Linked DNA regions of Homo sapiens: all the other regions are linked to region 1. Evidence: chromatin contacts called from ENCODE Hi-C or POLR2A ChIA-PET data. All regions are on one chromosome and are shown on one strand. Each heading gives the region's core, a stretch centred on a gene start or an enhancer-like site at or near the end of the contact. The rest is flanking DNA. Distances are from core to core; before and after follow the strand shown.

Region 1 (4,405 bases), core at 1,552-4,051:
TAAAAGTCATTGAATCCGTTTTATAGCAAGGCCCCGAGACTGGAAGGGACTGACAGAGCTAGAAATGAAACTTGTTTTTCCACCTCGAGAAAAACGAATCAACAAAAAATACCCTAAGCAATTGCTGGTATCTGAAGCCCACTTTTTTGAGGCTGTTCCCTTTGTTACGTTGCGCTGACCCTAGGCACTTTCTTCCCAGAATGCACCAAGAATCCGAAACTCCAAACAAGTTTGAGATCAGCGTTGGCTGGGGGGAGGCAGTGGGGGTGCATCTACGGGAGCGGTTGGGCTGTAAGCTTTCGCTACATCACAGAATTGTGCCAGTGTTTCTCTTTGGAGTGCCTCGCCAGCTTTAACAACCGTTTGGATATGACTTGCTCGGGCAAAAGTTGTGCATTGGCCCGATCAAGCCTGACTTCTAGCCAAGGTGAGTTCACATCTCCGTTTTTTCCTCCCCCTAATTCGAAAGAGGCTTTCAATTGTCTCCGCCCCTCCCCCCTTCTCCTGGAAAGTTTGTTTTCAAGCTATAAACCCTTTCCAATTCTCGGTTCCCATCTCGGTTGCCTGAGAATCGCAGTCATTAGCCAAGTCCACTTGGACGAAAGCAAAGCTACCTTTGTGTACATAATGAGAGCCACCGCGTGGCCAAGGAGAACCACGGGGAAGAGGGAAACATTTTTGTCTCGAGCTGGCTAAAGCGGGCGGGGGGGGAGGTAGGGTTAAACCGACCGAAGGCGTGTTTTGTGGAGTGGCTTCGAAAGCGGCCGAGGCAGCCGAAGCCGCTTTCGAAGTTAGCAAACAAAGCGTCTCCCCAGTAACCGCCCGGTTCCAGACGAGGCTCCTGCCACTCAGGCCGCGGAGTCGCAGCGTCGCCCAGCCCCCGGCTCCTCCTCCCTGCGTCTCTCCTCCCTCCGCTCCCGGCTCCCCAGCGGATAGGAGCCACCAATCCCAGCCACAGACAACCCTTCAAACGAAATAGCGAGGCGGCCCCCTCTAACGGGCGGCGGGGGCGCTGGCCCCCTCCCTGCGCCACATCTGTCCCGCACCGGGCGCAGCAGCTGATTCATCTGCAGCCAGGTCCGGGAAGGAACTGTGCTCCCGGCAGTTGCAGGGCAGCGTCCGGGCGGGTGGCTTGTCCCCAGGACCGCGCTCCCCCCGAGCCGTTTTAGGTGTGTGTTCTCTTCTGTCCCGAGCAGTCAGCAAACCACAGAAGAAAAAAATCGTAAGGTTGCTGCCTTCTTAGAGAGACGCTTTTTTTCCCTGTTGATTCATTTTAGTCCTGTAATTGGAAAAACCACCCAGGCTTTTTAAACTCTGGCCTCCACGCATTCTAGGGGCGGGGGTGTCTTTTTTTTTTTTTTTTTTTTTGAGGGAGGGTGGCAGGCTAGCTCTAGTTCCTGAAACAGACGCTCCGAAGTCGAGTTAGTTATCCCTTGGCCGTCTTAGTACTCCTCGGGTTTAATCTTATTTCCACAGAGTTTCTTCTGCCGGGATCTCCACCGAGGTTACCGAACAAAAACAGCACAGAGCCCAGACTGGAGGCAGACCCGGGCGCTGTCTCTGCTAGGCTTATTTACGTTTAGGGCTTTTCTTTCCTTTTTTTAAAGTGATGGGGGAAGTCTCATTGTGTGGCATGTGACAGTTCGTTTGCTTCAAAACAACAGGACGTAACCACGCGAAAACTAGAACCAGAGGAGGGGGCATGCGTTTCTTCAAGTCAGCCAAACAGCATCTGGTCTTTGAAAGCGCAATTTCATCAAGAAACTCCTGTTGGATCCCTCCTAACTGTGGACCAAAATAAGCCAACAGGAACGGGTGTTTACTTAATGGCTAGTTTCTGTTTGAAATGGGAGGAGGGATCCCCTAGCAGGGTTCCAATCCGAAGAGTAGACACTGTTGACCGAAACAGACGAGCAGGCACGGCGTGGTCACCCCTTAGCTATAAAAGTGGCCGCTGCCGGGGTTCGGCGACTCGGGGTGTCAGGCGGAGTCTTGGTGAGGCAGGCGCGCGCCCGGCCGTCCCCGGGCAGAGACGTTTAAAGAGCATGTGAGCGTGACAAGTGTCTGTCCGCAACGTGTCAGATTTCGAAACTGCCTTGCAATCCAGTCCGGAACTCGCAGCTTTAGCCCGGGGGAACAGACGTTCGTTTAGGCTGTGTCTCATCATTCCCCCCCGCCCCACCCCCGCCGACCTCCCACTGTCGCTGCTGGAGGAAGAGCCCCGGGAGGAGAAGGGTGCGCCGCGCCGCGCCCGCGTGTCAATGGCAGCCGCGCATTCTGGAAGAAGTTGGTTCTTGTCTCGAATACTTTTCCTCCCGTGCCCCGCCCCTTGAATCAGAGGCGGCTGTCTCGTGCGGCTAGAGCAGGGCCAGTAGAGTTCGGGGCAGCTGTCAAAAACGAGACGGGGAGGCTTTTCTTCCCGGGGGTGGAGGAGGGAAGGAGGGAGGTGTCCTTTTTTCCATCTGTTGCAGTTTCCGAACCAAACGCACCCTCGCCAGCCCCGGGAAGAAAGGCCCAAGGGAGAAACCTGGGGCGCTCGGCTGGTGCCCCCACCGCCGGGCGAGGGATGCGGGCGGTCCGTGCGCGGCAGGCGGAAAGGATCGTGTTTCTGGACCCGGCCACCCCCCGCGTCCGCACCGCCGCCCCCGAGGGACGAGTGACAGCGGCCGCCGCGCTCGGTCCAGTCTTCCCGGCTGGAAGGTGCGGGGGAGGGGCGGAGGAGCGGCGGGGCGGGAGGGGGACGGGGCGGGCGGCTGGGGGCGGAGGCAGGACCTCCTGTACCTTCCCTCCTCGCCTCTCTCACTCTGACAGCGCCGAGGTGCGCCGAGCAGGAGCAGGGAACAAAGGAGCGGAGAGGGGAGGGGAGAGAGTTGGGCGAGGGAGAGCCCCCGGCCGGCTGCCAGAAGATCCCGGCGGGAGGAAGCCCAAGTGTCACTTGAATTCCACCCAAGGAGCGGGCGCCTGGGATCAGAGCGTCCTGTTTAGCAATAACGGCTGGAGCACGTCCTACAAGTTACGGGAGAGTCGGCTGTGAAGGAGACGTTCGCTTATCCCCTGTGTCCCCGCTCCTGGCCCCTCCAGACCCCCGCCTTGCCTCGCGCTGGGAGGGGAGATCCAGAATGAAAGGCAAGAAAGGTAAGGCGGCCGCGGGCTGCGCGCACCAGAAGACGCGAGTCCGGGGAAACGTGCTGGCCGGGCCGCGCCGCGCGGAGTCACTTGGTGGACTTTTCCGCCCAGGGGCTCTCATGCTGGAGTGGCGGCCGTGCTCTTTGTTGAGGCTGCGTCTGAAACGGCAGCGGCTGTTTTCCTGCTAGACACAACACGAGGGGCTGTTGTGGGGCGAGCCTCTCCACGCTGCTGGCACGTTGTCAAGAAACACGCTCAGCGCCTTGTTTGTGCGCCTGCAAGTTTCATTGTCTCCGCCGACACCCCACGCTCGGCCCAGCCGCCGCGTGGCTTCTCGCTCTTTCTCGCGTGCTGGGGATATGGGGTCCGAGTAGGGAGGACCCAGCCCCTCGTTTTTCCCGATCCGGACCCAGGCGGCCGGGGCCGCGGGACCGCCGCGGCTTTGTCTGAAAGTTCCACTCCTAGGCTCCCCCCGCCCCCGCCCCCGCCGCCCCCCTACTCCCAGCCGGGCCCTAGCACTGTTCTTTAGGGATGTGGTGTTTTTACGATCGAAGGAATGCGATTCTGGACCCCCTCATCGCCCTCGGGTGTAAACAGCTTTGGAAAGCTAGACTTTTACAAATCCCCAGTCTCTAAAAGTTTTCCCACGATGAATTTTGGGGCAGGAGGAAGAGTTAGCACCCAGGGCCAGCAGCTTCAAGCGGCATGCAGTCAAAATGCGTCCAAATGTGACAAGCAGGCTTGGTTGTAAGTGCAAAGAGCAAGGCTGTCATTGTTTCCACGAAGTGTTCTGGAAGCTTTACAACTAAAACTTGCCGTCAGTTTGGTTTAAAAACAAAATACACCGGAGGGGGACGGGGGGTGGAGAAACCACACAAAACACCCCGAAAGGTCAGAGTGTGAAGTCCCTTTTGAAGTTAACAAAAATTGAGTCCCTGGCTGGGAGGTCCCCCGAGTGTTCCGCTGTGGGCTGGAGGTGGCGTTTCTGTCGTGATTTATGTGGAGTGGTTCAAAACAGAAGTTAATCACTCGGGAAGCGGACGGGAGGGGCGGCGCTACTGCGCATGCCCGGGAGCCGCCTGGAGTTTGGAACTCCACATTCTTTCAGACCCGGCCCGCTGCGGGGCGTTCCTGGGGGGTAGCCTCAAGGCCAGCGGGGTTCCTTCGGCTGCGTTTCTGTGGGAGGCCCTGAAACGCGCGGAGCTTCCCTCTGCCTCCAGGCTTTCCCAGCGAGAGTGAAATTAAACTTGAAACTCGGATCAACTGGCAGTCGTTGTTG
Region 2 (4,405 bases), core at 574-3,073, 840 kb before region 1:
ATATGAATGTAAATAAAGGTTAAAGTTAAATATTTGAAACTGAAATTTATGCAGCAAATATTTTTTGAGTGCTTATGTGCCTAGTACTGTAATAGATGGTGATACTAGTACAGTGCAGCATCTGCCTTTGTGAACTTCATTTTAAGTGGGAAGATGGGCATGAAAACAATTTCTTCTATCATAGCTTTTTGTAATGTGAATACAGCGCACTGTGGATTCTCATAATACACTTAAGTACAGGCTCCTTCTGAGAGAAGTGATAGCTGGGCTGAGTTGTGAATAACAAGTAGGTGTTGGCCAATGGATACACAGAAGGATGCTCATGTTCATCCACATGCATGCACACACACATACACCTTGAGGACCAGAGACCAAGGAGTACAGCATGGACCGGGCATAGTGGCTCACGCCTGTAATCCTAGCACTTTGGGAGGCCAAGGCGGGTGGATGGCTTGAGCTCAGGAGTTCAGGACCAGCCAGGCAACATGGCAAAACCCAGCCACTACCAAAAATATAAAAATTAGCTGGATGTAGTGGCATGCACCTGTAGTCCCAGCTACTCTGGAGGCTGAGGTGGGAGATTGCTTGAGCCCTGGAGGTGGAGGCTGCAGTGAGCTGAGATTGTGCCACTGCACTCCAGCCTAGGTGACAAAGTGAGACCCTTTCTCCAAAAAGAAAAAACAAAGAGCACAGCATATTAGTAAATTACCATGAGTGTAAGTGAGATAAGGGAGAAGCCTGGAGAGACAAGAACCTAATTATGAAGGGGCTTGCCTTACTGGTTGAATTTTTTTGTATTCTTTAGGCAGTAGAGATCAATGAAGATTTATAAGTAAGGAAATAACAATAATTATTGTTATTTTAGTAATTTCACACTGTTGGCCTTTTGAAGAATAGATGAGAGGTGCATGAGACGAGACCATGCAATTAAGAGACCTATCAATATCCTATACAGTGAATAGTAAATGGTAGGGACCCAAAGCAAGGCTATTACAGTGAAGACGGAGAAAGGAGATTTAAAGATGGAAACAACAGTTTGGTTGTCCATTTGTATGTGAAGGTCAAGAAAGAAATCAAGAATGCCCAGGTGTCTTATCTTTGGCAGATGGGTATGTGGTGATGTTCTTTACCTTGATAAAGAATATAAAAGAGAAGTATATAGAAGAGAGAATTGTAGGTTGGGATATGCTGAGTTTCAGGTCTCTGGGGCATCAAAGTGGAGAATGTCCAGTAGGCAATTGGAGTCGGGCGGGCTATATGTATGTGTGTGTGTGTGTGTGTGTGTGTGTGTGTGTGTGTGTGTGTGTGTGTGTGTGTATGTACACAATGGAAATGTGTACTTTGGGACTCAGAAAAAAATGTTTAAGTAATTAATGCAGCTTTAGTAATGCTGACATGGAAAGTAGAAGCTGCTCAGAGATGAGTAAACATGCTTTTGACCAACCATGAGAATCAGTGGAAGTTCTGGTTACTTGAGTATCTGTTGTTGTTATTACAAGTGAATTTAAAACAACTCGTTTAACTTGTTAGTTACTGCAGATATAACATACCTTTAGAAAAAGTTCTTGGTGTTAGATCTGGTTTTGAGTTCTGGGCGTATGCTAGTTGTATATGTCACTACCCTGTGTTTTGTAGCAAATAATAATAGCTTCACTAAATTTGAACCCCTAAATTTTTTTTTAATTTCATATGTGTGTAGAATTATCCTTTAAAAAAAAGTCAGCTATTTATACATTTTACTCTTTTGTGTTTCCTGCAGGAAACAGTTTCCTCTTGGTATAGCTGAAGAACATTCTCTATTAATTGCTGACATCAACTGGTATCAGCACTTGCCAACAGGAAATGAACTTGAAAAACACTTTTTTCTTTCAGTTTTGGTTTCAACTGATCTTAAAGTTCAAGCTTTAACAAGATTAAATGTGGTTACCTTATTACTTTTTGAAGGAATGCATGACTATAATAGCAAACATCCAATAAAATTAATACAAACAATTCTTTTTTAACATTTTAGAAAATGAACATACAAATGAAAAGCTAAATAGCTGTAGTAGATATAGTCTAAATAAAGCTAGATTTCAAATCCAGAGGCAAAAATTATTTATATATGAATAAATTGATATAACAATATTAATAATATATAATATATATGAGAGCTTAAAAAGCACTCCCACAACAACTAGTGGAAAAACAGATATTAACATCGTTAACTTTGAGGTTTCTTTGAAATTAATTTCTCTTTGGAGAATAATAAAGTTTTTGGACAAATGATAAGTGAGAGTCCAAAAGGACTAGAAGAAATAACATTGTTCAGTTAGTTGATTGATAATATAAAAACTCTATAACTTGTTAAAATATCTTTGATGTATAGTTATGATTTCTCAACCAAAGTTTTATTTCCCCAGTTGAATGCAATGATAACAGAAAGCAAGAGAAGTGTGAGAACTCTGAAAGAAGAAGTTCAAAAGCTGGATGATCTTTACCAACAAAAAATTAAGGTAAGAACTTTGCCACAGTTTGCGTAGGTTATCAAAAGCTATGTCATGATTGCTTGATGAGTCACATATTCTGACATCAAAATCAAAATCTTTAAGCTATATATATCCTATAATTTGTATCTTGGGTTAGTTTTCTCTGCCAAAGTTTATCGTAAGGAGTCATTTTATTTTGTTCTTTAAAGGACATTTTTCTGGATTAGGGCTGTTTTACCATAGAAAAGGAACATTTACTTTTCCTTTATCTGGTATTTTATACTTGCATATGACTCAGTATCCTTGCAAAACTAAACAGAATCTCTCCTACCTTTTTGTAGAGATTTATTGTTATGTACTGCTAAAGCCTGAACCCCAATAAGGTCTTTTGAATATGTAGTTGCCCACCAAGAGTCATTGTAAACTGACTATCCTGGTCAAATTCCAAAGACTGTTTACGTGCAATCTAGAAGGTGGGTAAAATAAAAAGACTGATTCTTCAACATTCTACTGTCTGACCAGCATTTTACTTAAAGTATTCAGATGACTCTATTCATTACCACTTACACAATTCATGTGAAAATTTTAACTATGCCAATATTTTTTACTTATGTCAACAAAGTATTAGGAATTGAAAACTTTTCTCTTTGCCTGTGTTATATTTAGGACCTATTTGTTTTCTTAAACGGTGTGAAATGTTTAGAAAATATACCACATAATATGATCTAAATGTGAAATATAAGACATTGGTAATCATTTTTCTTTTTTCACACATCCTCCATGACAATGCTTGAGTTTACTCTCTGACGCACTTAAATGAAAGGTTTTATGATACTTAATCTTCACAAACCTTAGAAATGATTAATTTGGGCTACTTTGCCTGTGCATAGTTAATACATCTGTGAAATAAGGACCTAGATAAGGCTTCCTTGAAGCTCATGGGAAAAAATCTTAATTAAAATATTATAAAATTTCCTGTTGTTCAGACTGGAAAATACTGCTGAATGAATCCTATGCAAGCTTTTTGAAAAGGTCACATTTGGTAAATACTTCCAACTCACCAAAAAACTAAAAAACTTCACTACTGAATTCTAGTCAGTTGACCTTGGCGCCCTAAAAACTGAACCAATTTTATTTAGTTTCTGCATCTTTGAGAATAAAGTGACTTTTTAATTTTTTAAAGGAAAAAGTATTTTTTGTTCATAATATAAATACTCATTAGAAACAATAGAGACTCGAGAGAAATGTATAAAATGGGAACTGAAATGTACCTTATAATCCACCATAATCCCATCACTAGAAACAATGGTTAAAGTTTAGGGAGTGTCTTCCAGATATACAAACATATATTTTTTTAATGGTACCAAATTATACATAGTTTTTCATAATCTGTCTTTCTCAAGAAAAGATATCATGGATATCTTTTCATACAAATGTAGAGAGAGCAATCCTTCTATTGTGTTTTTATTTTACATATATACATAGTATATATATATATATATATATATATATATATATAACTTATTTAGCTAGCCCCTTATTAATTTTTTCCCTAAATTTTCAACTGACCAATAATGTTGCTGTGAATATCTTTGTATATCTTTATGTATTTTTCCATTCCTTCCCTTTGATAAATTTCTGAAGCATCGAATTAAAGTTTATATATATTTTAAAGCTTATATATATTTTAAATTTTAATAAATATTTTCAAATTAAAAAATAATAAAATCACCTTTTTTTTTTGAGACAGTGTCTCGCTCTGTCGCTCAGGCTGGAATGCAATGGCACAGTCTCAGCTCACTGCAACCTCCACCTCCTGGGTTCAAGCGATTCTCATGTCTCAGCCTCATGAGTAACTGGGATTACAGGTGCATGCCACCATGCCCAACTAATTTTTGTATTTTTAGTAGAGATGGGGTTTCACCTCGCTGGCCAGG
Region 3 (4,405 bases), core at 1,906-4,405, 540 kb before region 1:
GAGGGTTGAAGGACAGAGGAAAATTCTGTTTTCCCCTGAGTTTTAGATAGAGAGACATACGCTTGGGCTAAAAGGAAGAAACTAGTGGGGAGGAAGGAAAGAGAGGTTGAGAAGAGAGAGGAGTGATGTCAGATGGAGCTGATCCAAGAAGAGGAGGGAGGGTGGGGCTGGGGCTCAGGCAGAGGCGTGTGCCCTGGGAGGCAGGCCAGCTTCTGAGCCAGGGAGACGGTGTCCAGAGAGGAGGAAAGAAAAGAAAGATGAGGAGTCAACTCAAGTGTGCTTGGATTAGAGGGGAAAGGGCAGAAACAGGCCGTCAGTGTCTTCTACAATTATATTTTATAAAAATAAGTAAAATAACACTAAGAAGCTCATAATGAAAACCAGCTCCCCTGTTCCCTTCCCCATCCTTCTTCCCACGCCCCAGAGGCAGCCACATGTAAATCTTCCAGCTGTTTCTTTTCTTTGGTACTTACCTCCGTATTTCTAAATTGATTTATCAGCTTTAGACATTGTATATTGACCCCCCCTTCCTCCCAATTCCCAACAGAGTTATCCTACAGTCAATATGCAACATCTATGCTATGCTGAGCTCAATAGCTCTCTAAGGTTGTGTTGCTTTCCTTTTTACTTTTCTCTTAATTGGTAGTAGTGTTGCTTATATCCTATGTATCTATTTTGGAGTCTTCCTACCCTTCAACAGCCTCTTAATACAATTTTCTACATCATAAAAAGTATCAGATCATTTGTCAGTTCCATTTTTTTTAAAAATTGACCTCCCTCCTGGAATTCTTGCTCTTTCTGATCTAACCTGGACTGGTTATTTTCTAGACTTTTGCAATAAGGCTTTCAATCTGAGCCTGCCTTCACTACTATCCTAGAAAAGTCTTTAGCCTCTCTCCCCTTTCTTTTACTCTCTGTTGCTTTTTCATGGTTTACTCCCTTGTTTCAGTAGTGCACATTTCCCAATACCTTTTTAAGAAAGGGTGCGTGAGAGATGGCATTTTATAATTTTTTAAATATTGCCTGTCTAAAAATATCTTTATTCTACTCTTGTAATTGATGGGTATTTTTGCTGGGTACAGATTTCAAGGTTGACAATTACATTCTAGCATTGTTTGATGACATTGTTCCCTTCTCTTCTAGTTTCCAATACTGTTGAGAAGCCTGGTGATGCCTTCCTGATTTGCAGTCACTTTTTATATTTTTTCCCTTGAAAGTTTGTAATATCTCCTTTTTATCTTCAGTGTTCTGAATGTGGCTTGGTTTATTCCTCTTATTCAGTAATTGTGCTGGCATCTTTCATTTTCTTCAGTTCTGGGAAGTTGTGTGTTTATTTGATAATTCTCTCCTTACCATCCCATTACCCCTACATACCAGTTTTTCTGATTTCTTTTTTTCTGGAAGGACTTCCTAGGTTGACCCTTTAATTTTCTTATGATTTCCTTCCTATTGATCATCATTTCGTCATCATGTTCTACCTTCTGAAAGATTTCCTTGATTTTTATCTACCAACCCTTTCATGGAAATCTCTGGTTTTGGCAAGTGCCTTTTTAATCAGCAAAGGCTCACCCTTATTCTCTGACTATCCCTTTTGTATAGCAATCAATTCTTGCATCTTGGATGCAGTATCTTCTACTTCTCTGAGGGTAGGATGTGTTTATTTTCTTGCACTGTGTCTGTCTCTTTAGAGTTCCTTTTCTTTAGTTGGTGTGGCTTGCTTTGGTCCCTGTCGTTCACACAGGCGGCTTTCCTCATATGTCAGGTGATTTTGACTTTGGTTCACATTTAATGGGGAGACACTAGATAGAGTTTCACGACTGTGGGCATCATAGGGTCAATTTGAAGAATCCTCCTATATCCAGCTAGAGGTATAAGCAAGTGGCTGGGAGCTTAGCAGAGGATGGGGACTGTGAGCCTCCTTATTCAGGGAGCAGACTTTCGCTTAGTGTTTTTAGACTGGTATCTTACTCCTATCTTCCACTGTAGCTGGTATCTGCATGTTTTTCAATCCCTCTGCCTCAGTTTCTCTGTCTAACCCAGCCTTTCTCAACCAGGGTTCTAAAGAGATGTAAATCCTGATGCCATTCTATTGTATGGCGTGAACTAACTTCTCTGTATCTAGAATGGAATTAGCTCTGTATCATCCTCAGGGAAAACTGAGAGAGTAATCACTCAAATTGTTTTCTCTTGGGCTTCTCTCATGGAACATTGGTCAGGAAAGGCTGTTGGAGAAACTGCCTCTCTCAGGGTGTTCTGGCAACCTGCCTCTGTGGGTGGGGCGGGGGGGGGGCATGTATTTGATCTGCCATATTTATCTTAGTTTTATTTTTTTAATTTTTAGTTGTTATGTGTACAGAGTAGATATATATATATATGGGGTACATGAGGTATTTTGATACAGGCATGCAGTGTATAATAATCGGGGTAATAGGGTATCTATTACCCAAAGCATGTGCCATTTCTTTACAGACATTCCAATTCTACTCTTTTATTTAAAAATGTGCAAAAGATAATTGCTGACTGCAGTCACCCTGTTGTGCTATCAGATACTAGATCTTATTAACTCTGTCTAACTATATTTTTGAACCCATCAACCACCTCCACTGCCCTTCTCCCCAGCTTAGTGAGGCTGGAGTGCAGCGGGCGATCTCGGCTCCCTGCAACCTCCACCTCCTGGGTTCAAGTGATTCTCCTGCCTCAGCCTCCCGAGTAGCTGGGATTACAGGTGCGCTCCACTACCCCGGGCTAATTTTTGTTTTTTTGTTTTTTTTTTTTGGATATTTGGAAGAGATGAGGTTTCGCCATCTTGGTCAGGCTGGTCTCGAATTTGGGGGCTCAAGTGATCCGGCCGCGTCGGCCTCCCAAAGTGCTGGGATTACGGGCGTGAGCCACCGCGCCCGGCCCGCTTAGGGAGTTTTAAAACAAAACTAGACGGCAGGTCGGGAGGCAGCCGCCGATTTTTGTCGGGTCCTAAACAAAAATCAAATGTGTTGCGCTTTGGAACTCTGGGCATCGTGGGCACCAGGCTGACGGGGGCGGCGGGGATGGCGTTTCTTGGCGAGCGGGTCCCTCAGCCAGGCCCGGGTATTGTCAGGCGTCCCGTGGACGGTCGGGAGGGGCTTCCTGGAGGGCTCGTTCCGGGAACGAGTTCAAAGGAGGAAAGGGCGGCAGCTTCCGGCGCCTTCCCCAGAGGGCCGGGAGACGCACGCCAGGAGCTTCCTCCGTTGGAAGTCCCTTCCGCTGGCGACGTGGGCGCTGTGGCCGCGGCCCTCGTGGAGCCTGAGCCCTCCTCACGGCCTCCGCGCAGCCCTGGGGCCCCCCGGCAGGGTCCCTCGGCAGCCCGCGGGAGAGGCCGTGGGGCCCCGGCAGGAGTGTGGTTCAGAGACGGTGCGGGGGTCGGTGGCCTCAGGTCCCTTTCAGTCACTTGCGACGCACCCGCGGTTTCCGCGTGCTGTGAAATCGGGAATTGTTGATGCCGGAGCCAAGAGTGAGGCCGGTTTGGAAAGTGCAGCCGTCTGCGCCGGAGAGGCTGGAAACGCCCCGGCCCCGGGCAGGGGTCCCCGGCGGCGTCCGGGTGGCCCGCGGCGTCCTCGGAAGATGCGGGCGGACGCCCGTGTGTCCCGCTGGCCTGACGTCGCAGGGGTGGCCGCAGAGTCCTCACGGGGACCCCGCTCGCCGGGACTCATGGAGGGGACCCTGACGGGGCAGTCAGGGCTGAGGTTTCCTAATCCCGTGTGTTTCTTTCTCCCCGACGCCCGGCAGAGGCGCCCTCGCCCCCGCCGCCCGCAGAGGCCCCGAAGGAGCCGCTGCAGCCCGAGCCCGCCCCGCCGAGGCCCAGCGGCCCCGCAACCGCAGAGGACCCTGGGCGACGGCCCGTCCTGCCCCAGCGGCCCCCCGAGGAGAGGCCGCCCCAGCCGCCAGGCTCCACCGGGGTCATCGCGGAGACGGGCCAGGCCGGGCCCCCCGCAGGCGCAGGCGTGTCTGGGCGGGGTCTGCCGCGGGGCGTGGACGGCCAGACCGGGAGCGGCACCGTCCCCGGCGCAGAAGGCTTCGCGGGCGCACCAGGTGAGGCCCGGGGCTGCGCGGGGAGGAGCGCGGGGCTCTCCCGGAACTTCCGCCTGAGCCTCGGGGTCTGCTGAGGGGCGTGGCGGTTCGGGGTCCAGCCTTCGGGGGGGCAAGTTCCGAAATGCAGCTTTGGAAGGATGCCGAGGCCCGAGGGACCGCTCATGCTAGTCCAGCACACGGAGGCCGGGGCACCTCAGGGACAGTGCAGTCGTCTGTACTTAGACATACTGAGTGGCCCCGCCGGTTGGAGTACGAGTGCCACACGGGCAGCTCATTGATTCCCAGCAGGAAGGATCTTGGAAGCCAGAAGGGTATTGGGAGCTTGGGTAGCAGCAAAGCA

What was found. Hi-C counts contacts between places; a loop is a spot of excess contacts on that map. ChIA-PET counts read pairs that join two places held with the same protein, here RNA polymerase II (POLR2A). Pooled maps may share reads with other maps.
Region 2: a loop to region 1 is called in a pooled map of heart left ventricle, with 3 times the contacts of the local background. The contact joins the enhancer-like site here to the promoter of TGIF1 in region 1. A Hi-C loop is called at or near these places in 1 of 50 pooled maps. POLR2A ChIA-PET finds 5 or more read pairs at or near these places in 2 of 52 experiments (CD4-positive, alpha-beta T cell and activated CD4-positive, alpha-beta T cell).
Region 3: a loop to region 1 is called in a map with no recorded cell type, with 6 times the contacts of the local background. The contact joins the enhancer-like site here to the promoter of TGIF1 in region 1. A Hi-C loop is called at or near these places in 1 of 168 maps with a recorded cell type or tissue (left ventricle myocardium inferior), 2 of 37 single-sample maps with no recorded cell type and 12 of 50 pooled maps. POLR2A ChIA-PET finds 5 or more read pairs at or near these places in 2 of 52 experiments (PC-3 and activated CD4-positive, alpha-beta T cell).

The regions. Positions count from the first base shown.
Region 1 is chr18:3,447,371-3,451,775 of GRCh38, forward strand. TGIF1 (TGFB induced factor homeobox 1) reads left to right here and starts at 2,802. Exons shown (of 3, transcript NM_003244.4): 1 at 2,802-3,135. The coding sequence starts at 3,120. It overlaps LOC124904237 (a long non-coding RNA gene), which reads right to left and starts at 3,286. Exons shown (of 2, transcript XR_007066269.1): 1 at 3,162-3,286. RefSeq lists silencers at 822-891, 2,552-2,661, 2,692-2,851, 3,492-3,541 and enhancers at 1,013-1,634, 1,602-1,741, 1,635-2,254, 1,842-2,031, 4,119-4,405.
Region 2 is chr18:2,604,013-2,608,417 of GRCh38, forward strand. NDC80 (NDC80 kinetochore complex component) reads left to right here. Exons shown (of 17, transcript NM_006101.3): 14 at 2,403-2,495. Among named protein-coding and RNA genes, the nearest start is that of NDC80, 35 kb to the left of the region's middle. Within about 2 kb of position 1,824, at least 4 of the 41 ENCODE cell types and tissues checked have a DNase peak (open chromatin) inside an H3K27ac peak, as active enhancers do; they include CD4-positive, alpha-beta T cell, where a contact is called at or near this core.
Region 3 is chr18:2,903,021-2,907,425 of GRCh38, forward strand. EMILIN2 (elastin microfibril interfacer 2) reads left to right here. Exons shown (of 8, transcript NM_032048.3): 5 at 3,763-4,065. Among named protein-coding and RNA genes, the nearest start is that of EMILIN2, 58 kb to the left of the region's middle. RefSeq lists a silencer at 3,265-4,124. Within about 2 kb of position 3,156, at least 29 of the 41 ENCODE cell types and tissues checked have a DNase peak (open chromatin) inside an H3K27ac peak, as active enhancers do; they include left ventricle myocardium inferior, where a contact is called at or near this core.